Regions from separate parts of the Mus musculus genome. Here regions 1, 2, 3, 5 and 6 are each linked to region 4. Evidence: chromatin loops called from intact Hi-C (ENCODE). Cell type or tissue: heart. All regions are shown on one strand. Links, peaks and the distances in the headings refer to the core of each region. The heading gives the core; the rest is flanking DNA.

What was found. A loop is a pair of places that touch in the nucleus more often than their neighbours do. Peaks named below come from ENCODE experiments on the same cell type or tissue, not always from the same donor. Only the 100,000 strongest peaks of a DNase experiment are listed, where the experiment ranks them.
Region 1: it touches region 4 in a loop (3-fold over the local background); 13 of 42 quality-filtered maps call a loop at or near these places.
Region 2: a loop joins it to region 4, with 7 times the contacts of the local background. A loop is called at or near these places in 25 of 42 quality-filtered maps.
Region 3: it touches region 4 in a loop (4-fold over the local background); 11 of 42 quality-filtered maps call a loop at or near these places.
Region 5: it touches region 4 in a loop (2.2-fold over the local background); 4 of 42 quality-filtered maps call a loop at or near these places.
Region 6: a loop joins it to region 4, with 5 times the contacts of the local background. A loop is called at or near these places in 5 of 42 quality-filtered maps.

Annotation. Positions count from the first base shown.
Region 1 is chr7:16,808,006-16,812,851 of GRCm38, reverse strand. It overlaps Fkrp (fukutin related protein), which reads left to right. Exons shown (of 3, transcript NM_173430.2): 3 at 876-3,585. The coding sequence starts at 917. The coding sequence ends at 2,401. Among named protein-coding and RNA genes, the nearest start is that of Strn4, 5.5 kb to the left of the region's middle. In heart, for the core only: a CTCF peak has its summit at 2,882 (motif pointing right); DNase peaks (open chromatin) are centred at 1,161, 1,921, 2,881, 3,961 and 1 weaker place; H3K4me3 peaks cover 1,527 bases; H3K27ac peaks cover 1,184 bases; H3K27me3 peaks cover 1,891 bases.
Region 2 is chr7:16,726,205-16,731,050 of GRCm38, reverse strand. No RefSeq gene overlaps it. Among named protein-coding and RNA genes, the nearest start is that of Ceacam9, 6.7 kb to the right of the region's middle. In heart, for the core only: a CTCF peak has its summit at 2,242 (motif pointing right); DNase peaks (open chromatin) are centred at 1,340 and 2,140; H3K4me3 peaks cover 1,037 bases; H3K27ac peaks cover 1,690 bases.
Region 3 is chr7:16,790,652-16,794,651 of GRCm38, reverse strand. It overlaps Slc1a5 (solute carrier family 1 (neutral amino acid transporter), member 5), which reads right to left. Exons shown (of 9, transcript NM_009201.2): 6 at 772-1,005. Among named protein-coding and RNA genes, the nearest start is that of Slc1a5, 11 kb to the right of the region's middle. In heart, for the core only: no CTCF peak of the experiment used is centred there; no DNase peak of the experiment used is centred there; H3K4me3 peaks cover 752 bases; H3K27ac peaks cover 463 bases.
Region 4 is chr7:16,625,701-16,630,546 of GRCm38, reverse strand. All of the region lies in intron 2 of Gm29443 (predicted gene 29443), which reads right to left. Among named protein-coding and RNA genes, the nearest start is that of Gm24708, 3.4 kb to the right of the region's middle. In heart, for the core only: CTCF peaks have their summits at 750 (motif pointing left) and 2,246; no DNase peak of the experiment used is centred there.
Region 5 is chr7:16,889,740-16,894,585 of GRCm38, reverse strand. It overlaps Gng8 (guanine nucleotide binding protein (G protein), gamma 8), which reads right to left and starts at 2,800. Exons shown (of 4, transcript NM_010320.3): 1 at 2,230-2,800; 2 at 2,075-2,136. In heart, for the core only: a CTCF peak has its summit at 2,379 (motif pointing right); DNase peaks (open chromatin) are centred at 2,395, 2,845, 3,425 and 3,885; H3K4me3 peaks cover 3,284 bases; H3K27ac peaks cover 2,165 bases; H3K27me3 peaks cover 1,741 bases.
Region 6 is chr7:16,903,807-16,908,593 of GRCm38, reverse strand. Ptgir (prostaglandin I receptor (IP)) reads right to left here and starts at 2,104. Exons shown (of 2, transcript NM_008967.3): 1 at 958-2,104. The coding sequence starts at 1,809. In heart, for the core only: no CTCF peak of the experiment used is centred there; DNase peaks (open chromatin) are centred at 1,473, 2,203, 2,653, 2,893 and 2 weaker places; H3K4me3 peaks cover 750 bases; H3K27ac peaks cover 1,897 bases; H3K27me3 peaks cover 1,661 bases.

The DNA of each region.
Region 1 (4,846 bases), core at 477-4,476, 180 kb before region 4:
GAATGTACTATGGCTTTTAAACACTGTGATCCTGGGCTGAAGAGATGGCTCAGAGGTTTAGAGCACTGGCTCTTCCAGAGGTCCTGAGTTCAAGTCCCATGGTGGCCTATATCTCATTTATAATGAGATCTGGTGCCCTCTTCTGGTCTGCAGGCATACATGCAGGCTGTGTACGTAATAAATAAATCTTTTTTAAAATTTGTGATCTAATATTCCTAAAATCAAATGCATCACTGGCACACTCACAGTTCAGTAGTACTAAGTACATCTACAACAGTGTGGTGTCCACACCTGGAAACCCCACATCGGGAGGTAGCTGCAGAAAGACCAACAGTCCAAGACTGGCCTCTGCTGCGTAGCCTGGGATAATGTGTGAAACTACAGCCCTCTAAACACCCTCACATTGTTAGGCAAGTAAGGTGTCAGAAGTGTTTCACCTTACAAAACTAAAACTGGGTGCTGGGGTTGTGCTTAAACCACCTTCCTGGATCCACCAGTGAGGGGCTGGGAGTGGGGCTTGGTGGTAGAGCATTTGTCCTGGGTAGGGCCCCAGGTTCAACCAGTTCACAGCTCTCCCTCCACCCTCTGGCAGCGACCAGCATTGTTTTTTTCATTTGCAGGGGTGATGGGTTCAATTTTTGGTTTTAGTTTTAAACAGGCCCTCACACATTAATTTAAGAACTCACTGTGTAACTGAGTGGGAAAAGTGACCCCATGACGTGATGCTTACAAGTGGTCTGTTTAGGGCAGGGGCATGAACCAACCTAGGAATTCCTGGAGGGCCTGAAATCAGATCCAGGAAGGGCAACTGAGAATTCAAGGGTAAGGAATGCTGACAACTTGCTCCACACTCCCTTTTCATCCTGTCTCCCCAGGATGCCCTGGACGCCCCAGCTAGGGTCTGACATCAGGCCCCATGCGGCTCACCCGCTGCTGGGCTGCCCTGGCAGCCGCCATCATCCTCAACCTCCTAGTCTTCTTCTATGTGTCATGGCTACAACACCAGCCCAGAAACTCCCGGGCCCGGGGTCCCCGCCGGACTTCTGCCATTGGCCCCCGAGTCACCGTCCTGATTCGGGAATTTGAGGCTTTTGACAACGCGGTGCCAGAGCTAGTGGATTCCTTTTTGCAGCAGGACCCAGCCCAGCCCGTGGTAGTGGCGGCCGACACACTCCCTTACCCACCCCTGGCCTTGCCTCGCATCCCCAACGTTCGCCTGGCTCTGCTCCAGCCAGCCCTGGACCGGCCAGCGGCGGCCTCGCGCCCGGAGACCTACGTAGCCACCGAGTTTGTGGCTCTAGTGCCTGATGGAGCGCGGGCCGAGTCACCAGGCCACCTGGAGCGAATGGTGGAGGCGCTCCGAGGGAGCAGCGCGCGCCTAGTGGCCGCCCCGGTCGCCACCGCCAACCCAGCGCGGTGCCTAGCTCTGAACGTCAGCCTGCGGGAGTGGACTGCGCGCTACGACCCAGCTCCCAGCGCGCCCCGCTGCGACGCTTTGGATGGCGACGCTGTGCTGCTGATGCGCTCCCGCGACCTCTTCAACCTCTCGGTGCCCCTGGCGCGGCCGCTGGCCACCAGCCTCTTCCTACAGACCGCCCTGCGCGGCTGGGCAGTGCAGCTGCTGGACTTGACCTTCGCCGCGGCGCGCCAGCCACCGCTGGCCACCGCCCACGCGCGCTGGAAGGCGGAACGTGAGGGGCGCTCACGGAGAGCGGCGCTGCTGCGCTCGTTGGGAATCCGTCTGGTGAGCTGGGAAGGCGGGCGGCTAGAGTGGTTTGGCTGCAGCAAGGAGAGCGCGCGCTGCTTCGGTACGGTGGCGGGCGACACACCCGCCTACCTGTATGAGGGCCGCTGGACCCCACCTTGTTGCCTGCGCGCGCTGCGCGAGACTGCGCGCTACGTGGTGGGCGTGCTGGAGGCGGCGGGCGTGCGCTACTGGTTGGAGGGCGGCTCGCTGCTGGGTGCAGCTCGCCACGGCGACATCATCCCTTGGGACTACGACGTAGATCTGGGCATCTACCTGGAGGACGTGGGCAACTGCGAGCAGTTGCGGGGTGCCGAAGCTGGCTCGGTAGTGGATGAACGCGGCTTTGTGTGGGAGAAGGCGGTGGAGGGCGACTTCTTCCGAGTACAGTACAGTGAGAACAACCACCTGCACGTGGACCTGTGGCCCTTTTACCCCCGCAATGGGGTTATGACCAAGGACACGTGGCTGGACCACCGGCAGGATGTTGAGTTCCCAGAGCACTTCCTGCAGCCACTTGTCCCCCTGCCCTTTGCGGGTTTCATGGCACAGGCCCCTAACAACTACCGCCGCTTCCTGGAGCTGAAGTTTGGGCCTGGGGTCATCGAGAACCCGGAGTACCCCAACCCCGCACTCTTAAGCTTGACAGGCGGTTGAAGCCCTGGTACCCACATCTGGGGCTAGGTGAACAGCAGGGTACAAGAGTCTGTTCTTGCCTCGGATTGTGTATGGATCTGAACCAGTTTGTGATTGGGTAGTGGGGCTGTGCACTGGAGGGAAGAAAAAAAAAGGGTGAACTGGCCAAGGAAGATTGGAGGGAACACACAGGACAGTTTCAGCTTTGGCGGGAAGCAGAACCCAAAGACTGGAGCAACTCAGCCTCATGAGGGAGGAAAGTGGTGGCCTTTGATAGAAAAGCCCAGGGAGTCTTTAGGGCTCTGCATAGTCTCTGCCCTATATTCCAAGAGCTGTAGGCCCTTGGAGAGTGAGATCCGGAGAACAGACGAGCCAGCCTCAGTCTACCACATACAACTTAGGTATCCCTGGACCAGTTAGTTACCCAGTCTGTTTCATTTGAGATACCGAATGCCTCCCTTTGTGTTTAGGATCCTCAGGACGCTTGGCTCCAGTGCTTGCTTCCTCCACTAGAGGGCACTTCTGTCCCGCTTCAGTTCGTGTTTGATGACCGCTCGCGGCTCTGCTTCATCACCTTCATCTCTGGTTTTCTTGGAGTGGCTCTGGGAGGTGGGACAGCACTGGCCACCTCCTCTCCTCCCCGAATGTGGCACTTTCCTTTGAGAGTGCTGCTTGATGTATCTGCTGCTTCTAACCCCATCTTGCTCTTGGAGGACTGACTGGGCTCTCTCTGGTTTGGGATCTGGCCAATGCATTACCTCTTTATTTCAGCCCTCTGCACCTGTTCCCCGCCTTCCCCCTCCCTTCTAGGAAGGGATAAACCTTCGCCATAGCTCACATTTACAAAGAGCTTTCGGGCTCAGGCATACACTCGGAAGTGACAGCTGCTATTACGTCCATTTTCCGGGGAGGAAAACTGAGGCCAAAATGACAGTCACTTGCCAGTAATCAGATATTTTAGGAAGTGGCTAGTAAGGGACTTGAATTCAGATCACCGTTTCAAGGCCCACACTTCATTTCCTCTCTAGGTTCTGCTGTAGAAATAGTACCCAAGTGGAGCCTTGCCATGGCTGTGCCACTCAAACAGGTTTAAAAAAAAATTCTCATTTAATTATGCATATAAATTATGTTCAAACCAGTCTGTATATTGTTAAATAAGACTTAAATTATGCTACTTTAAAGTTTAAAAATTCAAGACAAATAGAGCCGTTTGTTTCCTTGCTTCATTCTACAGCTTGTTCCACACACTCCCTGAATCTCCCCACACCCACCCTGCACCCCATGAGGAGCAGGAGTTTAAGGCAGGTGTCTAACTTTCTAGGCCAAACTGGCTTCAAACTTACGGTCCTCCTGTCTCTGCCTGTGGAGCGCTGGGATTACAAGTGTGCACCACAATATCTGGTCCAAAGGAGGAGGAGGATTTTTATTGGTGGTCCTTGACCCAACCTCTGTCCTTGCTGCAAATCCTAGGCGAGCCTGCAAGTCATAGCCCTCCCTCCTCAGTCTCCCTGGCGCTAGGGTTACAGGTCTGTGCCACCACGCCCTTGTCCCGGCTTTTTATTTATTTTTAAAGCACAGGAACAGGGATGTAGGCCTCGGGTTTTTCTAGCCTGCACAGGGCTTAGGCTTGGTCACTTGTACCACAAAATAATAATAGCTAACGATTACAGCAGCGCAGGAAGCCAGGCACAGCTGTATCCATCTGTGATCCCAGCTATTTAACTGCAGCTGACTGAGGCCGCATTATCTCCAGCCCAGGCTGTTAAGGCCAGCCTTCGACACAGCCAGATGTCTCAACCAAACTAAACAAAACCACCAGGAGTGGTGGTCTATGCTCAGCCTCAGCACTTGAGAGGTGACAGCAGGAGGAGCAGTTCAAGACTCAACTTCATGGAGAATTCTAAGCCGGCCTGGGCTACAAGGGTCTCAAGAAAACCATACTATTGGTCCAGGTTTAGTGGCGTATATCTTTAATCCTAGCACTCGGGAGGCAGAAGCAGGAGGATCTCTGTGAGTTTGAGGTCAGCCTGGTCTCCAGATGAGTTTCAGGATAGTGGGGGCTACACCGGGAAACCCTGTCTCAAGAAAAGGAGGAGGGGGTAGTCCCAATGGGGAAAGTGCTAACTGCTGGTTAATTTGTCAGCTTGACACAGGCTAGGGTCTTCTCGGAAAAGGACCCTTGGTTGAGAAAAATCAGAGTGGCCTGTAGGAAAGTCCGGGAGCATTTTCTTGGTTAATCGATTGGTGAGAGGACCTAGCCCACTCTAAATGGCGCCCCCAGGTGGTGGTCTGGGTTTGGTAAGAAAGCAAGCGGAGCAAGCCAATGGGGCATCCTCCAGGGCTTCAGCTTCCGTTCCCGCCTCTTTATTCCTACACTTACTTCCTTAGTGACAGTGACCTGAGAGTTGCAAGGAATAAGCCCCCTCATCCCCAGATTGCGTTTGGTCCTGGGTTTTTTATCACAGC
Region 2 (4,846 bases), core at 367-4,366, 100 kb before region 4:
CCAAGTCACCTGCACCTGGTGGTAGCAGCGGCGCAGGTAGTAATGGCGGCAGGTGATGACGTAACTGTTGCTAGGTCCCTGGGAGGAGTCTAGCAGAATTATCTGTAAGCCAACACAGTTGGTCTAGGGAATCAAACTCAGGTCATCAGGCCTGACAATGTGGACTTTACTCACTGAACCATCTCCCTGGCCCATGTCAGTTGTGTTTGTCATTCTTTTGTTTCTGGCCTATTGTGAGGGGAGTTCTGGACGGTAATGGGATAGGACTTTGTTTTTTTTGTTTTTTTTTTTTGTTTTGCTTTTGTTTTTGAGACAGGGTTTCTCTGTATAGCCCTGGATGTTCTGGAACTCACTTTGTAGACCAGGCAGGCCTCGAACTCAGAAATCTGCCTACCTCTGCCTCCCGAGTGCTGGGATTTAAGGCGTGCACCACCACCGCCCAGCTGGGATAGGACTTTGGAGCTGTGTCTTGGACTACCTTGGCTCTTGGTGTGAGTCTGTCAGTGTATCATTTCCATAGCTAGGGGGGCCCACACAGCTCCTAGGAACTGGAGGGTTTGGACTCTGGGTTTAGCTTCTTTGTTCCCTGAGGTAAGCAGCCCCCTTTCTTGATATATTGTTGTTTAGAGTCTCTTATTGTGAGGGGCTATTGTCCTGTCATAGGTTTCAGCTCTGACCAGTAAAAGATTCCACATCTGAACTGGGGAGCTGAACTTTGTTGGGTGTTAGGAGACAATCTCTACTACAACTTCTACACAATCATGGAGGGGCTCTTCCTCCTCTTCTGGCAAGTATGTGGCTGAATAACATAGCTGCCACTTTGGATGAAGGAAAGGCCCGATATTCCCTTAGAGAACACACTGGAATGGGCTTGTATCTGGAATGCATCCCGCAGAGGTTGGCAGGGCTGGGCTGTGGCTGAGGCTGGTGAGCGTTGCGTAGCTCACTACTTTCAGAAGATGGGATGAGATGGTCTTGCAGCCATCTTGGTTCCCTGTGATGCTGACAGTTGGAACAGTAGGGAGGCAGCATCATGTGAAAAGTTCCATCCCCTGGGGATGCCAGTGTGGGTGCTTCCTTGGTGTCTTCAGGCTTAGCAATCTTTGCACAACTGTGTGGGTTTGTATTAGGACTGTGCAGACCTTGTGACAAGAGTTCTGTAACCAGGAGCTGGGGGAGGTTATATGTTCCACTCCTTGTAGTGCATAGAGTGGGGTAGAAGGTGCCTGCTTTGCCAGCCTCCTCACCATGATTTAACCATGCTCGGTCACTGTAGTCTCCCCTCCCCCAGTCTGAAACCTGATTGTTCAGGGGTGGAGCTTCCTGCTCAATCATTCTGCCACTCCCACTGCTGGAGCCTGTCGCTTTCCTGTTCCGAAGCCATCACGTGGTCACCCTGCTACTGGACTCCGAGATTATTTGGTGGGAATCGGGCCCCCTTCCCCTGCTTCATAACTGCGTGTGGAACAGTAAAATTGAGCTTTGATCAGAATGCCTGTCTTAGCTGCATCATTTTCTCTCGTCGCCTAGCCCTTCTTCTCTTCCAGGTTTCCAAAATGCCTGTCCAGGCTAGAACCCAGGCTGTGATCTGCTGGCCAGACACAACAGGTCACCTCTGCTGGTCACCTCCTATTAATGGAATCAGATTCTGTAGCTGCAGGTGTATGGAGAAGGCAAGTGTGCTCACATTCATCCACCATTCATTCATTCATTCATTCATTCGTTCATTCAGAAGTTATAGACTCCCGTTTTAAATTCCCAGTCTGTCTATTTCTCCAGAGATCAGTACCAGTACCTCCTTGGTCCTCATAGGGGCTTTGGATGCAGTCCTCTGGGGTGAAGAGCCAGGCTGCACTGGCTCTTCCTGCCTGTCTCCCCTGGGAGGGGGCGAGTCCTTACCCGATCTGGACTCAGAGACTCTGATCCTGGGTGTCATAGGCATTTTGGCCGCTAGAAAGGGGTCCTGGAATCCCATCGGATATGTGGGTATGCGTTCCTCCTGGCTCCAGAGACCTTTGGTTGTCTGAGAGGCCCTGGAGAGGCAGTCATTCTTGATCAACTGGGGTCATGGTGAAGGACATCCTGTTAGGGCCTCCAGAAATGTTGTGGGAATCTTTCTGGAAAAAGCCACTCCAACACCAACAAGAGTGGATGAGAAGTGGTGTCACTGGTGGACCAAAGCCAGGATGGCTCCTGAAAGGTTTCCACCCCCAGACCATGTTTGTATTCTCATGTTATACTCCAAAGCCACAAGGTGGCGCGAGTGAGGTTTTTACAGAAGCCCCTTGGGAAGTCAGCGGTTGTTAAGGGCACGGATCCTTTGTTTAGACATTCTTTCCAGGTAGCAAGTGAAGTCATGCTTGGTAAACAGACAGTACGGGCAATGACTGTATCAGTCAACGGATCCTTCCTGCCTTATCATACTTCACCTTCACATTTGTGTTTGTCGCTGCATCATTCCCACTGCCTAGAAACTGGAACAAGCCTGGTGTCCCTTAGGGGATGACTGACTATGAAAATGTGATATAAATAGACTGTGAAGAGAGAGGAAAGCCAAATTTAGAGAGACAAACACTGAGTGTTTCCTCTCCTATGCAGAACCTAAATTTAATTTAATTTTTTAAAATTTTTTTTAAAATTTAATTTTTTTATTTTTTAAATTTTGTTTTGAAACATCTTAAAATGTGATTGATTAATTGATTGATTGTGTGTGTGTGTGAGAGAGAGAGAGAGAGAGAGAGAGACTGATTTTTGGCATGGGATCTTGCCATGTTGATACTCACTATGTGACCAGACTAGCCTCTAACTTGCATTGATCCTCCTGCTTCAGCCTCCCAAATGTCAGAATTACAGCCATTCACTGAAACTCCTGGTTTAACATTTTGTTTATAGATACACACGTGCGCGCACACACACACACACACACACATAATCTCCCTGACAAAATAGGTATGGTGGTGAGTGCTTTTAATCCTTGCATGTGGAAAGATTGGGAGTTCAAAGTCATCCTTTGCTACTTATGAAGTTTGAGCTACATGAGACCTCAGATCAAGAACCCAAAAGGAGCCTGGTGGTGGTACATACCTTTAATCCCAGGATTTGGAAGGCAGAAGCAGGCACATCTCTCTGGGTTCAAAGCCAGCTTGTTCTACATAGTGAATTCCAGGATAGCCAAACCAGGCTGGCCTTGAAATCCGCCTGCCTCTGCCTCCCGAGTGCTGGGATTAAAGGCATGTGCCACCACGCCTGGCTGAGAAACCCTGTTTTACAAAACAAACAAACAGGGCTGGTGAGATGGCTCAGTGTGTAAGAACACTGACTGCTCTTCCAAAGGTCCTGAGTTCAAATCCCAGCAACCACATGGTGGCTCACAACCATCCGTAATGAGATCTGATGCTCTCTTCTGGGATGTCTGAAGACAGCTACAGTGTACTTACATATAATAAATAAAATCTTAACAAACAAACAAGAAGAAAGAAGATGACTCAGGGGTTAAAAAAGTCACACTACCTTTGAAAAGGACCCAAGTTCCATGTCCAGTCAGTCTTTGAGGTGGGTGGGGTGGGATCCAACACCTTTAGTCTTTGACATTCACATGCATATATCACATCTGATAAAGACGCTACTCTGTGCTTCCCACATAAGCTGGGCAGTGTCTGTGGTCTCCTGAACTCTGATTGATGCTTCGACAGCTAACATGGCCTTCCCGCTAAGTGTCCAAGTTGATGCATGCCCAGCATCACCACGCACGGACAAACACATGTCCTGAGTTTTCCGGACAGATCGTCCATGGAGCCTGTAAGATTAACCTGACAGGACCTGGTCAGCTAAGGGACACACTGTTGGTAGACTTTGTCTTAACTTTGGATAAGTGTTCTGAGAGAAGCTGGGTGTGGAGAGGATGGGTTCATCTTACAGTGTCCACACTCAAAAGTGGTTGATATGCTTGCATAGCAGAACATCCCCAAGCTCCATTGTACCCTTCTCCCTTGGATGGGGCACAGACCCCACTACAGTTAGTGCTTGCCAGCCTTGTTACACGGTGAGGATGCATGGGGAGATATTGGGTGTACAACCCGGCACACTGGAACCTCCTCTTCAGCAGGGCTGGTGAGTTACTCTTCATGCCTCATGTGGCAGGGAGATGGGTCCTCACCCTCTCAAGCAACAGAGGGGAAGTAGCAATCACTTTCCACTCATTGTGTCCCAAGCTGACATAGTATGGTGCTGTTGACAGGGACAGCTTTACTCAGGCCACCACCTCTTCAGTCCTCTTCCTCTTAGCAAAGCTAAAGGCTGAAAGGACACATCTCATGTCCTTTGGTATCTGTGCGGCTCTATCCTTGTGAGTCCCAGGGAGTTGCAGATAAATTTAAGACTAAAAATCAAATAGGCCGGGACTAGAGAGAAGTCTCAACAGTTAAGCAGATGTCTGGCTGCACTTCCAGAGTACCGGGGTTTAACTTTCAGCACCCTCATCTCAAGGCAGCTGACACCTGTCTGTAACTCCAGCTCCAGAGCTTCTGACACCTTCACACACACACACACAGACACACACAGACACACACACACACACACGCACACACACACAGACACACACACACAGACACACACACACACACAGACACACACACACACAGAGACACACACACACACATGCATGCACACACACACAGACACACACACACAGAGACACACTCACCCCCACCCCACCCCCACACAGACACACAGACAGACACACAGACATACCCACACACACATGCACACCCACACACACCCACACACAGGCACACACACACAGACACCCCCCCACAGACACAGACACACACACACACACACACACACA
Region 3 (4,000 bases), core at 1-4,000, 160 kb before region 4:
GCATGCCTGTAATCCCAGCACTCTGGAAGCAGAGGCAGGCGGATCTCTCAGTTCAAGGCCAGCCGGCTCTACAGAGCGAGTTCTAAGACAGGCAGAGCAGTATAGAAAAACCCTGTCTTGGAAAACAAAAACAAAACGGCCGGGGGAGAAGGCTGTAGTTGTACAAACATGAGGACCAGCGTTCAATTCCCCATAGCTCTGTAAAAATCAGACACATAGTATACAATGTCTGTAATCCTTAGCACCATTACTGAGAGACGGGAGGGAAAAACAGACAATCTCAAATAGGTAGGAGGTGAGGAGGGACACCTGCAGGTGTCCTCCGACTTACACACACATTGCACTGTCACCTCACACACAAAGAAAAGAAAAAATGACAGAAAAAAAAAAAAAAAGACTGAGTGAAGGAGGCTGGAGAGATGGCTCAGTGATTAAGAACGGTGGCTGCTCTTCCAGAGACCCTGGGTTCAACCTCCAGCACCCACATGGTGGCTCAGAGCTAACGCTATAGACCCAGGGGAAACCAAACACCTGGCCTCTGTGGGCACCCGGGAGCACTGCAGACATGCGTTCAGGTAAAACACTGATACACAGAAAAAATTTTTTTTAAAATAAATTAATTAAAGATTAAGAAAGAAAAGAAAAACTGACAAAAAAGTAAAATTAAAAAAAAAAATGTGTCCACATCAAATGACCCCAATCATAATACAGGTCTTCAAACACCAATACCCACTCCCAGTTCCCTTTGTTATATTTGGTAACAGGGCTCACCTAGAAGAGGTCCCGAAAGCAGTGGCCAGGGGTGTCATGATGCCCCACAGGAATCGATAGGGATTTTTGCGGGTGAAGAGGAAGTAGATGAGAGGCAGAACCAGGAGCCCGTGGATGGCGTGGCCCAGCAGGCAGCACAGAATGTATTTGCCGAGGCTGATGAAGAGCTGGCGGACGTCTTTCATCTCCACAATCTTGCTGGCCACCAGGAACAGGATTCCAACGGGTGCGTACCTGATCATCATCACAGAGACTTATTGCCGCCGCCGATCATGGGACTGTCACAGCCATGCCCCGTGCGCAGCACTTCAGCTGACCACACTTCCCAACCTTTCCTAGAAGTCTGGAGTTACTCAGAGCACCACTCCAAGACTGGTGAGAGCCTCAGATAAAATTGTAGACACAAAGATAGCACAGGTATGAAATAAAAGCCCACGCATGCGCACACGTTCCCATCCCTACCAGAACGGCGACCTCAGATGTAGACTTGACAGTAAAGTAGGGAAAGAAGCACCCACCACTCTGAGTTGTTTGCTGCCTGGTTTGCTTGTTAAAGCAGCTGCTGTCACTCTCAGTTAAAAAAAAAGTCTCTGGGTCACTCTAACTCACAGGTCTGTGGCACTTGCAACATACCCCCCACTTAAGCCTTTGATCTCGGATGACTGGCGGCCCACCAGACACTTTGTAACTTAAGCTATGAGGATCAAAAGTCCAAGGCCAAGAGCTGGAGAGATGGATGGATGGCTCAGCCGATAAGAGCACTGGCTACTTTTATACAGGATCCAGGTTCCGTTTCTAGTACCTACCCGGTGGCTCACAACAGCCTAGAACTCCAGCTTTAGGGGATCTGTTGCTCTCTTATGTCCACAGGCCCTGAGTACACATGGTGCACAGACATACATGTAGGCCAAACACTTATCCACATAAAATTTAAATACACACACACACACACACACACACACACACAATTCAAGGCAATAAAACCCTGTCTCAGAAAGTAAAAAGAGGGCTGACAGGTGTGGCTCAGTGGTAGAGCCCCTGCCTAGAATCTCCCAGTGAGGGGCTGGGCAGTATGGTTCAATGGTAGCTCAAAGACCTGCTTTTAATCTTCACCACAGAATAAAGAAAATACCAACCAGGCAAGGTAATGCTACTAACCTCCAGGAACTACAACAGGATGAAGGGAGACACTAGCTGGGAGGCATTTGTACACAGTCCCACTGCTGGTGCGACAACCCTCCCTGTGTCTATCCTACAGCCAAGACTCCCAGGGTGCACTTGCTGTTAGCCTGGTTTCCCAATACCTTGCAACCATGGCTGGTTGTCTCCTCAGTTCCTTGTCCTTTACACAAAAGAAAGGCACCTGTGCAATAAGGGAGGGGAGGGCCAGCTGGCCAAGTCCCAGCCACTCAGACGCGCCCAGGAATTTTATAAGCACAAATGCTTAAATAAATATTTGCCATTGTTTACTCTGAGCATGGGACAGAGCAGGCACTGGCATGAGAACATGTGTTAACCCTGCTGTGACCTCTGAAGCCGCTGTCACGGCACCATCTTCTGCAGAGAAAAACTGATGCACAGGAAGTTAAGTCTAACTTAGAGTAGTGCTCAGAGCTGGGGAAGAGCAGTAGCAGGGAGGGAAACCAAGCTGTCTTGGAAGCCTTGCCTCTGCAGCACCGACCATCTTCTTACTGATCAAGACACACTAAGGGGCAGGGACGTGGCTCAATGGTAGAGCCTAGAAACACCCCATCCCCTGAGCCCCCACTGAGGGGCGGGGTGTGTGTGTGTGTGTTGTGTGTGTGTGACTCAGCCAAAGAGTACCTAGCAATTACTTGGCTCTGGGCTAGATCCCTAGTTCCACACACACAAACAGCGCTGAATGTGGTGGTGGGTGCCTGTGTTCCCATCACTTAGGTCCAAGAGTAGGAGAATTCTGAGTTCTAGGCAAGTCTAGGCTACATAGTGAACCCTAGTTCCAAAAATCTACAACAAAAAGGCATACCCAATGAGCATAGCTGTTTTTTGATTTGGCTTTTTTTTTTCCCAAAGATTTATTATTATAAAAAGTACACTGTACACTACAGCTGTCTTCAGACACACCAGAAGAGGGCGTCAGATCTCATTACAGGTGATTGTGAGCCACCATGTGGTTGCTGGGATTTGAACTCAGGACCTTCAGAAGAGCAGTCAGTGCTCTTCCCCACTAAGCCATCTCGCCAGCCCCTTGTTTTGGCTTTTTTATGCAGAGTTTCTTTGTGTAGCCCTGAACTCACAAAGATCTGCCAGCCTCTGCCTTTCAAATGCTGGCATTTAAAGGCATAGACAAAAACTTAGCATTTTGTTTTGTTTTTCTTGAGACAGGTTTCTCTGTGTAGCCCAGGCTGGCCTCAAACTCAGAGATTCGCCTGCTTCTGCCTCCCAAGTGCTGGGATTAGAGGTGTGCGCCACCACAGATCTGCGCATTTTGCTTTGTTTTTTAATATAGTGTCTTACAGTTTGCCTCACTACTTTGGTAGTGGTTCTGTAGAACAAACTAACCTTAAACCCACAAAGATTCATCCACTTGCCCCTGTTTCCTAATATTACAGGCATGTGCCACCATGTCTGGCTAAGATTTTTCCACTTCATTCTATGTGTATAAGTGTTTTGGCTACATGAATGTCTACTCATCATGTGCATATTTGGTGCCCTACAATGCCAGTACAGGGGGTCTGCCCCTGGAACTGGAATAACAAACAACTGTGAGGCCACCATGTGGATGTTTGAAATCAAACCTAGGTCCTCTGGAAGAGCACTGAGTGCTGCTAACCCCCAAGCCATCTCTCCAGCCATTGGAAAGTTACTTTTCTTAAAGTTTTTTTTTTTTAAGATTTATTTATTATTATATTTAGGTATTGTACACTGTAGCTGTCTTCAGACACACCAGAAGAGGGCATCAGATCTCATTACAGATGGTTGTGGGCAACCATGTGGTTGCTGGGATTTGAACTCACGACCTTTGGAAGAGCAGGCAGTGCTCTTAACCACTGATGCATCTCTCCAGCCCCAGGAAATTCTATATGTTGGAAATCGGGGGAGTTGTTGTTGTTATTACTTTTCTTTTTTTAAAAAATATTTATTTATTTATTTAATGTAAGTACACTTCATATACACTTCAGACACACCAGAAGAGGAGTCAGATCTCATTATGGATGGTTGTGAGCCACCATGTGGTTGCTGGGATTTG
Region 4 (4,846 bases), core at 484-4,483:
GCTACTACCGCCATACCTGCACGACATTAACATTTTTAAAGAACACTGGTCAACTTTTTGTTTTGCTTTGCTTTAAATACTCTTCAGTGAGGGCTCATCTAATACTCCTGCATGACTAACCTCATGGTTTGCACATTAGCCAGATCGTGCAGGTCTAGTGCTACACCTTTCCAGTCCAGCATGTTAGGAGCCAAGGGGATAGATGCCCCTCACTTCTGCTCAGGGGAACTTGTAGAGGAGGGAGGGAGGGAAGAAGGGAGGGAGGGAGGGACGGGAGGTCTTCAGGCTCCACCAGAAGAATTAGAATCTATTGTTAAACAAGAACCTTTGGGGGCCAAGATATAGCTCATTGGTTAGAAGCCTGGACCACTCTTGCAGAGGACCTCAGTATAATTCTGAGCACCCACTTCCTTACAGAGACAGAGTGTACTCCATCTCTGCTCAGATCTAACGCCTCTGACCTGCGCTCATGTACACACCCACCCACCCACCTGTACCCACCTGAAGGCACATACACACTACTAAAAAACCAAAACAAAAGACTGAAACTAAAACCAATTAACCAATTAACCTTGAATGGTCTGCAACCACACTGAAGTTTCACAGGCTCTTCTCTAACTTGACTTCCAGCTCTAAATGCAAACACTCACGCCTGTGATTTTACAGGGAGCCAGATGGAATTTACTAACCTGTCAAGTCCAGGTAGGTCTTCGGAAACACTCGTGGTGATGAGCTGCCCCCTAGTGTTCATGCTTGGTAATTACACTTAACCATAATCGGGAGCTGGGGGCGCTGCAGGAATGTGAAGACCCAACTCACAGATGGGATTATAAATTAGTTCTGCACGTCAACTTCAGGGACTGTCAGGGCAACCCAGCCTACATCACTAAGCAACTTCACATCTAAAAGTGAAGTTTATTGGGCTCAGTCATAAAGGCGTCCCCCCACCCCACTGTAATCCTGAGAACATAGTTGGAGGTGCTGGACCCACACAGTGAAAGGAGAGAATGCTCAAAAACTGTCTCCTAACTTTCACTCACATGCAATGGTATGTGGGCGCTCCACCCCCACAATAGATAATAAAGATCACCCAAAAGTGAAGTTTAAATTTATATTATATTTTAATTTATTTTATGTGTGTAAATGTGTGTATTTCTGTGTGGTAAGAATGAAGATCATGAGACAACCTGGGGATATTTCTAAGACTTTTTTTTTTCTGAGACCGTCTCCCATTGGCTAAGAACTTCACTGAGTAAGTTAGGGTACTTGGCCAGCAAGCTCCAAGGGTCCCATTGTCTTCCCATCTCACCAGGGGCACACCACCAAGCCCACAGAAGAATTTACAAAAAAGGAGGCAGAGGAAGAGACCCAAGATATAGGGGGCGTGGACTCAGTCTAACTTCACTTTTAAACAATATTTTTTTTCAGTGTGTGTGTGTGTGTGTGTGTGTGTGTGTGTGTGTGTGTGTGGTGCGCGCGCGCGCGCATGAGTGCAAGCTCCTGCATATAAGTACCAATGTCTCTGGAGGCCAAAGGCTTTGATCCCCTCTTGCTGTAATTCAGGTGATTGTAAGCCACATGATGGCTCACAAACATCCATTAACTCCAGTTTTAGGATATCTGGCACCCTCTTCGGACCCCACTCACAACACATAAAATAAAATAATCTAAAAATAATAATAATAAAAGGTTTCCAGAAAGTCGCCCATTCTCCTACTCAAGAGTCTGCAGTGGTAGATTAAATAGTTCAATGTTTTTCCCTCACATTTCTTACTTTCGTCACCACCAATCCATAGCATAATTGCTTCGTAGATTTGTGTCTCCATACTCTGTCCTTCTATCTCACCGTGCATTTTAAACCTTCCCTCAAAACCAATACCAGAGTGAGATCTTGCCATTCTCTGCAGTGGAGAATCGTCCACACCTTCATCGCAGGTGACCTGGGACTTCCTGTAGGGCAAAGACTGTGAACGGGAGATGCAGGGCATAAGCTGGGTGGTACCCTGAGCATCTTCTGCTGGTTTTATATCCTCGTGGAAAAAAACACAGACATTAAGAAATTAGGTTTTCTACTTCAGGGAACATAAACTAAAATCAGAGAATAAGATGTAAAAATAACCATACAAAGGAAAACAGGTCTAGCAATGGAGGTCGGTGGCAAAGCCTTCATTCCCCAACACAGATGAAGTCTTAGGTTTGCTCTACGTCATTACAAAGAAAACAGGGAAACAGCGCCACCTATGGGAGAATGTGGCTACCCACAGGCTGGGTTATCAGGCTGGGTTGATAATCCACAGTCTGGAATGGGTCTAGGCATCAGATATTTTGGATCCTTCCCACAGGCTGCTGCTGGTCCTGATGGGGATTCTTTGGCGATGAGGAGTGCGGCTTCAGCTAATAGCTCTGAGCTAGGGGTACATTTGAGTTAGCTGTTGATTATGTTCATTGGGCACGAGCCTGTCTTCTGTCCCTGGGGAAAGCAGAGGAACCTACAATAAACTCTGGCTGGTGTATTTTTTAAAAAACTCCCACGTGAAGCATAAAGTGAAAAGATAAGGTATGTTCATTCAGTGAAATGTTATATGGCAATAGAAACAAACAGGGGCCCCTTTCCTTCTTATTCATAAGCCAGCCCAGCCCTTCTGTGACCTCCCTGCCTCGGGCCACCAGACAGGCAGCAATCTGCCCCACCCCACAACACTCACCCTGCTGGCAATGTTGTTGTTTTGGCTTTAGTTTGTTTTGTTTTGTTTTTGTTTTCAGACATGTTCCCATATACTCGAGAAATGCCTAAAACTAGGTTTATTGTGGAGGACTCCCTTGGTGTCCTCATCCTGCTGCCTCAACTTCCCATGTGCTGTGATTACAGGGGTGGACCACAGAAACAAACCAAGTGACCAAATGTTCAATAGGAGGCAAGAGGATTTCCAGGTTCAGTTCAAAGCCAGCCGGACCTACATACGGAGACTCCATGTCAACAATAATAGGAATAGCCAAGGGGGGTGACAGAGGACGTTAATCCCTTTAAGTCCCTGGACTTTAAGCACTCCAGAAGCAGAGATGGGCATCCTTTGAGCTTGAGGCCAGCCTGGTATACATAGCAAGCAAGTTTCAGACTAGCCAGGGCTGCGTAGAGAGACCCTGTCTCAAAACTAAATAAATTAATGATAAAATACATTAATGATAAATTGTGAGCTTGAAATAGAACATAGCCATATACACCTATAATTCCAGCACTGATTACACAGAGGCAAAAGTGTTAGAAGTTCAAGGCCAGCCTTTGTACTTGGAGATACTGTCTAACCAAAAACTATAAAAATGAAAAAATAAAAGTAAATTGTATGCCGCTAATATGACTCATTGGATATGTTGACCAGGCTGGCCTGATATTCACTAAGTAAACCAGGCTACACTTTATAATTTGTGATGATCCTCCTGCCCCTGCCTCCAGAATGCTGGGGTTGAAGGCAAAAAGATCTAAAGAGTTCAAGGTCTTCCTTGATTACAGAGCAAGTATGAGGCCAGTCTGGGATATAGGATACTTTGTCTCAAGTCTGGGATATAGGATACTTTGTCTCAAGTCTAGGATATAGGATACTTTGTCTCAAGTCTGGGATATAGGATGCTTTGTCTCAAGAAATCAAACGGAGGCTGGAGAGATGGCTCATCAGTAAGTGTTGGAATGATACTTTTGTACACTGTGTGAAGGTGTGTGTTTATCCTTCTTTACCTACCTAAGGCACCTCCTGATTGGTTCAAATAAAAAGCCATGGCCTATAGCAAAAGGCAGGATAGTAAGATGGGACACCTGGCAGAGAGAGAGGAACTCTGGGGAGAGAGAGAGAGAGAGAGAGAGAGAGAGAGAGAGAGAGAGAGAGAGAGCCAGAGAGAGAGCCCAGGAATTCACCACCCAGACTCAGAAGTTGGATGTATGAAACTGAGGAGAGGTATTAGCCATGTGACAGACATAGAATAGCATAACCAGGTTAATATAAGTTACGAGCTAGTTGGGGAACAAGCTAAGGTCAAAAGCTTTGCAAAGAAATATAAAGGTCTCTGTCTCTGTCTCTGTCTCTGTCTCTGTCTCTCTCTCTCTCTCTCTCTCTGTTGTTGCCCCAGCGTGTAAGCGCTCAGCTACTGCTCTCCAGCACCATGCCTCCATGTCAGCTGCCATGCTCCCCACCACGATGACCGTGGATTCATCCTCTGTAACTATATGCAAGCCCCCAGTTAAATGCTTTCCTTTCTAAGCTGCCTTGGTCATGGTGCCTCTTCACAGCAACAGAAAAGTAACTAAGGTACAGGTGATACACGGAGTTAGATGCTAGCCTGGGAGTCAAAAGGCAAACATGAAAAAAATATATATCAGGACTAGAGAAATGGCTCAGAGGTTAAGATCACTGGCTGCTCTTCTAGAGGTCCTGAGTTCAATTCCCAGAAACTACATGATAGCTCATAGCTGTCTATAATAAGATCTGATGTCCTCTTCTGGAAGTTGGACATATGAAACTGAGGTTACCAGCCATGTGGCAGACATAGAATAGTATAAACTTAATATAAGTTCCAAGCTAGTTGGGAAACAAGCCAAAGTCTATGGCCTAGGCATTTATTTATAAAACACAAGTCTCCAAGTCATTATCCGGGAACTGGGTGAGGGTAGAAAAGCCCAAGGTTACAAGTAGGAGACAAAAGATTCAGAAGAGCACATCGGAGATGATGTTATTCCAACGGCACATATGGAGATGGGTGGAGATAGGGCAGGGAAGGGAAAGGCTGCTCAACATGACCAGTATGAAAATGCTATCCTGAGTCCCCAAAATCTAGGTGTGGTGGTTCTTGCCTGCAG
Region 5 (4,846 bases), core at 441-4,440, 260 kb before region 4:
GTGCCCTCACCCCCTGGGGGATAGAGCCTGAGCCAGGAAGGGGGGCCCCTCCCCAGGCCAATTAGCAGCGACTCCAGGGAGAACTGAGAATTAAGATCTCGGCGGGAGGGGCACAGAGGAGGCCTCATTAGGGCCTCAGCAGCAGCTGCCCCCTCTGCCACCCTCAGGGACCCACCCCCTCTCCAGCCCTGACTGCCTCAAAGGCTCCTCTGCTCATTAGCAGGCAGGGGAGAGGGTTGGGGCAAGCCAACCCAGCCAGCCATTCGGAGTGGTAGAGAGGGTGACAAGTGAAAAAGCCAAGGGAGGGACAGAGTGACAGAAATGACAGGCATGAAGAAGGAAAATAGACTGAGGATGGAGATAGAGGTACTGGGGGAGAGATGATGAGGAAGAGGACGGGGGGGGAGGGGGGAGGAACAAAAGGAGGAGTAGAAGCAGCTACAGACGGACCAGAAACGGAGGAGATAGGAAGACGGAGACAGGAGAGGAGAAACCCAGACAGAGAGGGACATGGCAGGGTTAGAAGAGAAATGAAGCAAGGAAAAAGGAGAGAGATTGGGAGGCACAGGCAGAAGGAGAGGACAGAGGAGAAGACGGAGACACACGGAAGTATAAAGTCATTGATTCTCTCAGTCACCCATTCACTCATTCAGTCCCACAGGGACAGATAGTGGCCATCTAAGCAGCTACCAGGACCCGGACAGGAGCTTCCTACCTACCTGTTGCAGCTCAGGGCTGGGATGGCTGATGGGTGACAGAGGCTGACAGAGGCAGTGGCTGGTCCTCTTCCCAGCCCCGCCCCCTCCCCCGGGGTGCAGCCCCTCAGGACCGCCTTCTCCTCCTAAGCACCACCTGTCTCCATGCCCTGGGTCTGTCTCTGAGTCCTCTCCTTGCACTGATGAATCTTCCTCCTCCTCCTCCTCCTCCCCCTCCTCCTCCTCCTCCTTCTCTCTCTCTCTCTTTCAGCCATTCCTGTTTAGAGCCTGTCTTTCTCTGGAGTCCCTCTGTCACACTTGCACTAAAAGACGGGCCCTCCAGGTGTATACGCTCATGCACACAAGCCTCTCCTCTTCCCACTCAGCCTCCCACTCTTTCACAGGCCATCAGAGTAGCAGCCTCACCCCATCACAGCACATCACAGCACACAGACTCAAAAGTCGCTCACACAGGGATGCATCCTATTTTGCTGGGTCACTGAGTAACCCAGTCCCGCCCCACCCCCCACCCCCCCACTTAACCCAACACACAATGACAAAGGTCCTTAATATACCTGCCCACTGCTGACACTCATGATTTCTCACAGCAGAGGTCACTGCACAGTCAGGCACAGTATCTTAGAGAGTCAAATGTATACATTGTTACCTACCAGTGCAGCTTTAACTTCTCCTGAAGTTCGCATTCACACTGTCTTGGAGTCTCACACAACCACATACTGGTTCAGCCTCACTGCCAAGCGCTCCATTGCCTAGTGTGACAGAGAACCACGTGCTTTTCTTTCCAGGAGCGCCTTTGTGTGGTCACATTTACTCCTGGTCAATTTCCTGATACACAGTGGCCCACATTCTCCCTCCCCATACTGTGTCACATGTTATTACTATCATAGCGGCACAGTGTCTTTTGGTATCATACATTGTTGACATTTGATAACATGGTCTTTTACACACACACACACACACACACACACCATTGTGGGCACAGCCTTTGCTGGGCCTTGAAGTCTATACTACAAACACTTGTCACACTCACTCACTCACTGTTTCTCTCTTCTACATTCAACATTCCCTGTCTCGCAGACCCTGTAAACTCACCTCTGCCACCCAGAACAATCACACACCTTTGCACAGGCAGTCACAAACACAAGCCAACCTCTCAGCGTCACACGTGGTCACCCAGTTTCTCAGGACTCACCAGTGTGGCAGACATACTGTCTCACATCCACACAGTTGGCCACACTAGGTCCCTCTCCCGAGCCTCCCTCTTGCATTCGATCATTTGATCACTTGGGCATTCCAGCTCCCCTGACTCTCTACGCTCTGTAACACGCGTGGTCACCCTTACATGTGGTCAGACTTACGAACAGTCTCCAGGCAGGTCCTCTCTCAGGTCCAATGCCATACACAGTGGCCCACAGTCTCGCTGATAAAGTGTAACAAGTATAACATGGTCAGCCACACATCACACCTACTCTAACAGTCCCACTGAACCCCTTCTTGTCATTCCTAATCTCACCTTGTCACACAGTCACACATCATCTGCTGGCGTCCCACACCACCTCTGAGGCGTGCCCTTACACTGGCGTGGGTCGCACCACCTCTGGACGTCGCATCCAGACCACAGCATCGCTTGCTTGCCTCGCCGCCATCAAGGACTCCCTATTGGCCACACGGTGGCGCCCGCGAACCAAAGTCGCTGCAGGAGCTCAAGCAGAAGAAGAGGCGAAGACTAGGCGTCCCCGTCCGCCCAGCAGAAGATAGAAACGGGAGATCTGGGGGACCCAAGAAGGATAAGAGAGGGAGATGGCTCCCTAGGAAGGTGAAAGTAGTGAGGGATCAGAGTGAGAGGACGGAAAATGGGACAGAGAACTTCAGAGGGCGGTGAGAACTGCAAAGAGAAACAGAACTAAGTTCACAGAGAGACAGACGAAGGATAGATGATGGATGCACAGGGAGAGGCCACAGGAGACAGATACACAGACTGAGCCTTGGAGACAGACACTCAGAGACCGAGTCAAGCCTGCCAAGAGACAAGAGAGACAGAGGGAGCCTTCCCCGCTGGACCACACGGCGGAGGCCGTGCCTATAGGGAGAGAGCATGCTGTGGGTGTGATCAAGGGAGGGGCTTTGTGGGGTGTGTTGAATGGGGCGTGGCCTGGAGGGATGTGAGGGCGGGGTTTAACGTTCCTTTTCATTCTGGCTCTCTGGGATGCTGGAACCCTGGGCAGGGGTGGAGTAAGGAGAAGCGTTTCTTTTGCAGACAGCTCAACCCTATTTTCACAGCCTGCCCTGGGAAGCCAAACTGGTGGGGAAAGATACCAGCCTCTGATAGTTCCCACCTGGCAGTACCGGAGATAGACTCCAAAATCTCGTATGTGCTAAGCAACCACTGAGCTGTATCCCATGGCCCTTTTTAACTTTTTCATTTTGAGACAGTCTCCTATAGTTGCGCTAGACTGGCCTTGAACTTTCTCTGTGGCCAAGGCAGGCTTTGAACTTGCGACCTTCCTGCATTGGCCATTCCAAGGGAGCTGGGATGACAAGTCAGAGCCACCCTGATAGCTTTTTGGAGTTGGGAGTATGGAACCCTGGCTCCCTGCCCCCCCTCCCTCGTGGGTTCACAGGGCCAGGTTGGAAGGAGAACACGGCCCACATCTGGAAAGTATCAGGCGCGCCGGACGTGCCAGGGCCCGGGGCCGGGACTGCGGAAGGGGGAGGGGAGCCAAAGATTGGTGTCTGCCGGCGCCTAGGAGGGGCCTGGGCGCGCGCCGAGCCCGGCGCCTCCCGCAGCTGGTTTTCATCCCCAGATCTGGCCTCGGCCGCCACTGGGGAAGAAACCCAGCTTACTTAAAGCTGGAAAGGCAGGGTGACAGCCCCGTCTCCGGACCAAAGGCTAGAGGAAGGAGGATGGAGGACAAACAGACACGGTCTGGATAACCTCCAGCTCCCTCCTAATCTGCAGATTTACATTTTACGTATTTATTTTTTGTGTGTATGGGGAGGTGTGTGCCAGTGCCACAGCCTTGGTGTGGAACTGAGACCACCTTGGGAGCCTCGGTTTTCTCCTTCCATCATGCGGGTGCCAGGGTGGAACTCGGGCCCACAGGCTTGGTGCCAAAGGCCATCTTCCAGCTGAACCATCTCGAAGTCCTTAATCATTAAGCATCTTAAAGTAAGTCCAGAATCCAGTTTCTTCCCACAAACTCAATTCAGCTTCGCTATTTTCTTGGCTTCCTCAGCTGGCTTCTGCCTTCTGCCTCTGACCCTGTCAACATGTTCCTTGTAGAGAAGTTTTGAGGTGTTTGTCTAGAATCAAGTCCCAGGGTACCTGTAATCCAGGCACTGGGGATGATGAGCCTGGAGGACCAGAACTTCTGGAATAGCCTGGACTACACAGTAAGTTTCCATCTCAACTGGTGCTAGAAAGTGGACCAGCCTAAAAGGGGGGGTGGGGGAGGGGACTGGGGGTTGTATTTTAGCTGGTAAAGGGATTCCATTGTGCAGGAAACCACAGGTAAAACAGATACCAGTAATTCAAGGATTCAGCATGTGGCCAGCCTTGGCTACATAGCAAAATTTTTTTTCATTTTTTTCAAAGATGTGTTTTATGTGTACGAGTGTCTTGCTTCTATGTATGTATTATGTATGTGCACCATACAGGTACCTATGACTAGTTATGGACCACCATGTGGGTGCTGGGAACTGAACCCACGCCTTCTGCAAGAACAAAGTATTCTTAACCACTGAGCCATTTATCCTGCCCCCAAAACTTTTTATTATTTTTTTTAAAAAATAGTTATTTTATGAGTGTTTTGCTTGCATTGCATGTATGTCTGTGTACCACTTGTGTGTCCGGTGCCTGAAGAGGTCAGAAGAGGGTGTTGGGTCCCCTGAAAGTGGAGCTGCAAATGGTTGTGAGTCACCATGTGGTGCTGAGAATCAAATCCCAGTCCTCTGCAAGAACAGATACGCTTAACGGCTTAGCCACATTCCCAGCGACCACAGCAAGCTTAGAAGACGATCAGAAGAAGAGGTACCATGGGGCTAGTGAGGGGCAGGCCAGGAACTCACCATGTAGTCTAGCCTGGTGGAATTTAAAACAGTTCTTCTGCTTGTCTTTTGAGCACTGGCAC
Region 6 (4,787 bases), core at 1-4,000, 280 kb before region 4:
ATGAAGAAAGATGCAGGCTGAGTTGCTAACGTGTGCAGGCATCCGGGGAGCAGAAGACAGGAAAGCCCCAGGACATAGCAAACACCGGGCAGAGGAAAGACAGGGTGGGGCAGTGGGTACTGACCTACCAGACCCACCGTTTGCGCTGAGGCGACTCCCCACCCCACCCCACCCCCAGCCCACAGAGAAGCCTGAGCCCGCTGAGGCTCCCAAAGCCTCGTGTGGAGCCACCCTTGGAGATGAGTTTGTCAGACATTGTTAATCCTCAAAGGGCTCCAGCACCCCAAATACACTCCAAACCGTGTTCCAACCCCCAGCATAAAAACGTGGCTAGCCCCACTGGCTGCTATAGTGGGAGGGGACAGCACAAGGTCCCTGTGAGGCTGAAAGAAGGGTGTGGGGGACAAGGGCAGGGCCCAGGCTCAGGGAGTGTGTGGGGTGCTCATGGTTATATGGCCAGGCTCCGGGAGGAGAGAGCCAGGATGGAGGAGACTCAGCCAGCCTGTGTGATCTCGGGCAGCAAGCACTATCATCTTTCTATAAAGAGGTTGACAGGATGGGACTTCAGTGTCATTTCCTGCCCAGTGCTTCTGAAATGATTGTGTAAGGTCAATTTGAAATTCATCTGAAGAGGCATTTGGAATGCCATTAAGCGTTGTGTCGGCAGAAAGCAAGTGCCCGTGAGTTGTGGATCCTGTTATCACAACGGTGTGTTGGATAGGGGAGCCGGCTGAGAGGTGTTGACAGGACAGCTAAGGGCTAGAGATTGTCTAGTGGAGGAAAAGAAAGCAGAGAGACTTCTTGGAGTACTCAGGAGTACATGGAACACAAAGTCACCATCTGACCCTTTCTGAGCCTCGGTTTTCACATCTGTCAAATAGACACGACAAGTGGAGAGCACAGATGGATGCTGCCCTCCACTCCTCCCCCTGCACCCCAGCTCCGAGGGACACTCACCATGAGAGGCAGGGAGCACACGGCCATGATGACGGTCATGAGGGCCAGCAGAATCAGGTGGTAAACTTCATCCTCTCGTGCCCGAGAGGTCGGTACAAACGAGCCATGGTGGCGTCTCTGTTGGCGGTACATGTGATAGAGGCTGAGAGTGACGGAGCCGTTGCAGAAGAAGATGGAGGTCACCAACAGGGCCATGAGACTGGCGTAGGCCAGGGAGAAGGCACAGCCGCCAGGCTGGGCGGAACGCATGCGGATGAAGCACCAGCTCCCTGGGCAATACTGCTGATGCTCGCCCAGGCCCAGCAGGGGCAGTGAGCAGAAGAGGCAGCAGAAAGCGTAGATGGAAGGCAAGGCAAAGCGGGCGCAGCGCGGCCCGTCCAGCTGGGCGTACAGGTAGGGGTGACTGAGTGCCAGGCACCGCTCCACAGCCATGGCAAAGAGGATGAGCGTGGAGGCCAGGCCGAAGAACGTCATGGCGAAGGCGAAAGTGTCACACAGCATCGTCCCACCGTGGGCCAGGCCCAGCAGAGAGCTGTTTCGAGCATAGGCCACAAACACTGCAGGGCTCAAGAAGCACGTGCCCAGCAGATCCGTCACCGCCAGCCCAGTGACCAACACCGCAAAGGCCGATGGGTGTGACCTCCGTCGGGCACCCAGGATGCCCAATGCCAGCCCGTTGCCCACTACACCAGCCACGAACATCAGCGTGCTGGTGGCAGGTCCTACCGAGTCTTGAACGTAGGTGATATTCCAGCAGGAGCCTGCCATGCCCTGCCACTCTCTGCCACCTGCACTGAGAGGGCTCCCAGGAGTGACAGAAGGGGGTCCAGGATGTCCATCGCTGGCCATCATCTTCATAGGATCTGGGATCTGCCAGTCAATTCCCAGTTGCCCGTGTGTTTCTGTCTTTTGTTTCTGTCTTCTCCTGTGTCTGTCCCTCTCCTGTTTCTTTCCTTCTCTGTCAGGTCCTTGTCCCTTTGTGCCTCAGTGTTCCCTGTCCCCTACCCCCTGTTCTTTCCTCTACACTTCTCTGTCACCTCCTTGACATTTCTGCTTTCTAGACCCTCCAGCACCTCTGCCTTCTGAAGTCCCTCAGTCTCTCCTGTCTGTGTGCGAGTCTGTGTAGATCTCTGTCAGCTTCTCCCTCCTAGGGCCCGCCCTCCCCCTCCCTCCTCATCTTGCCTCCTCGCCCCAGCTTTTTTCATTTCCTCTCTGCCCCGCCCTCCTCCCCCTGTGCTGGTCTCCAGAGGCCCCCTCGGGCTCCCTGCCTGCTTTCCCTGGCTTGTACCCCATCTCCTGCTCTGAGTATCCGTCTCTTGCCTCTGCCTCTCCTCCTGCCTCTTCCTCATACAGTCCACAGCACAGTCACCTGCTGCCACCTCCACCCCCACTCAACCTTTTCTGTTTTTCATACGTGCCCCCTCCCCAGCATCTCATCTCTATGTCTGTCTGTCTGTCTCTACCTCTGTGTCTGTCTGCCCCACCCCTCTCCAAATGCATTCATATCTAAGTCCCTCTTCGTGTTACCTAGTATCAGAACCTCACCACCACCACCACCACCACCACCAACCCAAGGAAGCCAGACAGGTCCTAGTGCTGAGTGGTTCTCCAGCTTAGCCATGGCCTGAACTGTGTGTGAACAGCCTCTGAGAGCTATTCTGGGCTTCAGGCCCTGGGGTTAGGCCCTGGCCCTGGGATTGAGAAATGACCAGGAAATTCCCCCATGATGTAGTGTTTTCCAGACACCATGGAGAGTCCTGGTCCCTGGACACAATTCACTCCTTCCAGGAGTTGAAGAAGGAGGCCGCCTGACCAGACCTCATCCATGGGCTCCTAGCTCAGGACGCACAGTCCATGCATGGTCTGCAGTTCACAGGGCTTTGGTGACCCACCATTAAAGGTTGACCTTTACTTCGCACCATAGCACTTCCAGGCCCCAGTCACCGCTCACGACACTGACTTCCGATACTAACACTTTGGCGATGGATAGCCATCTCAGGCTCCAGCTCTGCTCCCACACACAAGGCTCCACCCATCCTCCCTCAGCAACACCCTCCCCCGACCATGCCGCCTCCCTCAGATCAGTGTCAGCCCAGCTGTCAGTACAGAGGTGATGGGACCTTCACTGACTCCACAGTTCCTGCTGGAGGGTCAGAGGGGACCTTAGAGACCCCAGTCACCTTGTGTGGCTTCCTTTCCTTTCTTTTCTTTTCCTTTCTTTTCTTTTCTTTTCTTTTTTTAAAAAATCTGTTCTTGCTGCTGCTGCTGCTGCTCTGCTGTTTTTTTAAACAGATTTCACGTGGCCAAGGCTGGCCTCAAACTTTCTATGTAACCAAAAAATGACCTTAACCTTAAAAAAGCAAAAAGATTGTGTGTGTGTGTGTGTGTGTGTGTGTGTGTGTGTGTGTGCTTGTGCGTGTGTGTATGGGTGCACCCATTTCATGGTGTAGAGGACAACTTGCAGGAGTCTCAGTTCTCTCTCTCTTCCCCCACCCCGAGTCTGTCTGTCTGTCTGTCTGTCTCTCTCTGTCTCTGTCTCTCCACCCTGTGGGTTCCTGGGATAAACTCAAGTGTCTGCTTGGCATCAAGGCCTGCAAGCTTTGTTTTCTTTTTTCTTTTTTTTTTTTTCCTCCTCTTTTCTTTTTTTGAGACAGGGGTTCTCTGTGTAGCCCTGGCTGTCCTGGAACTCACTCTGTAGACCAGGCTGGTCTCGAACTCAGAAATCCACCTGCCTCTGCCTCCCAAGTGCTGGGATTAAAGGCATGTGCTACCACTGCCTGGCAACACCCTTGTTTTTCAGGGAAACTGTTTTAGTAAAAAGGTTACACATCCATTTGACTTTCATTTCTGTAGCAATGTGACCCATCACCTTCTGATGCATTATGGCCCTGGGCAAGGGGTGGCTCACCCTAGTCTCCTCCTCCATGATATGGGTCCCAGGCATGTGACTGAGTGTATCCAGCATCCCACCTGCCGAGGAGCAGGGAAAAGGCCAGTACAGAGATGTTCCAAGGGCAGGGGAGTTCCTGATGCAGGGCTGGACTGCAGGCAGCTGCTGCCTTTCCCTCTCTGTGTCCACCCGCCCCCCCCCCCCCCCGTGGTGACCACATCTTCCTATCACCCATGCCCAGCTGCCACCCAGCTGGCGTTCCTGGTTTCCGACAGGATGGATCCCCAGTACCAGCTGCCCTGGGGATCCCCAAAGGACCATCCAGGCCTGCCCTGGGAAGTGAGGAACCTCGTGGGGTGAGGGGTCTGGGGTGGGAGACTGTGAGGGGCAGGCCTGCAGGCCATGTGGTCCCTGTCACGGGCTCTGATTCCCAGGCAGAGCAGAGGGACTCAGGAAGTCATATCATATTAATGAAGGATGATGCCTGGCAGGCTTGGCGTCCTGTCTCAGTATCAGGGGAGTTTGGAGGAGGTGGGACCTCTGCTCCCGGAGCTTTCTCCTGCTGACTTCCTGTCCCTATCACCATCACTTACTATTTGGGAAGTCCCCTGGCTCTTATGCCCGGGGACCTTGGACAAGCCCTCACATTCTCCTAGGCCTCAGTTTCCCCTCTTAGACCTCTAGGAGCCATTACCCTGTGGGTGCCAGCCTCTGTTCCAGGTGCCTCTCCCTGCTCCTAGGTCAGAAGTGGATAGCTTGGGGTGTGGAGCTGTGCGCTCCAGAAGTGTAGTTAAGAGGATCAGAAGTTCAAGGTCTTCCTCAACTACACAGTGAGTCCCAGGTCAGCCTGGGCTGTACAAGACTTTCCCCCTCAAAGGGCAGAGTCCAAACAGAAGCAGGTAGAGAAGCCATAGCTCTCTCCTGAGGAGGGGGCAAAGGG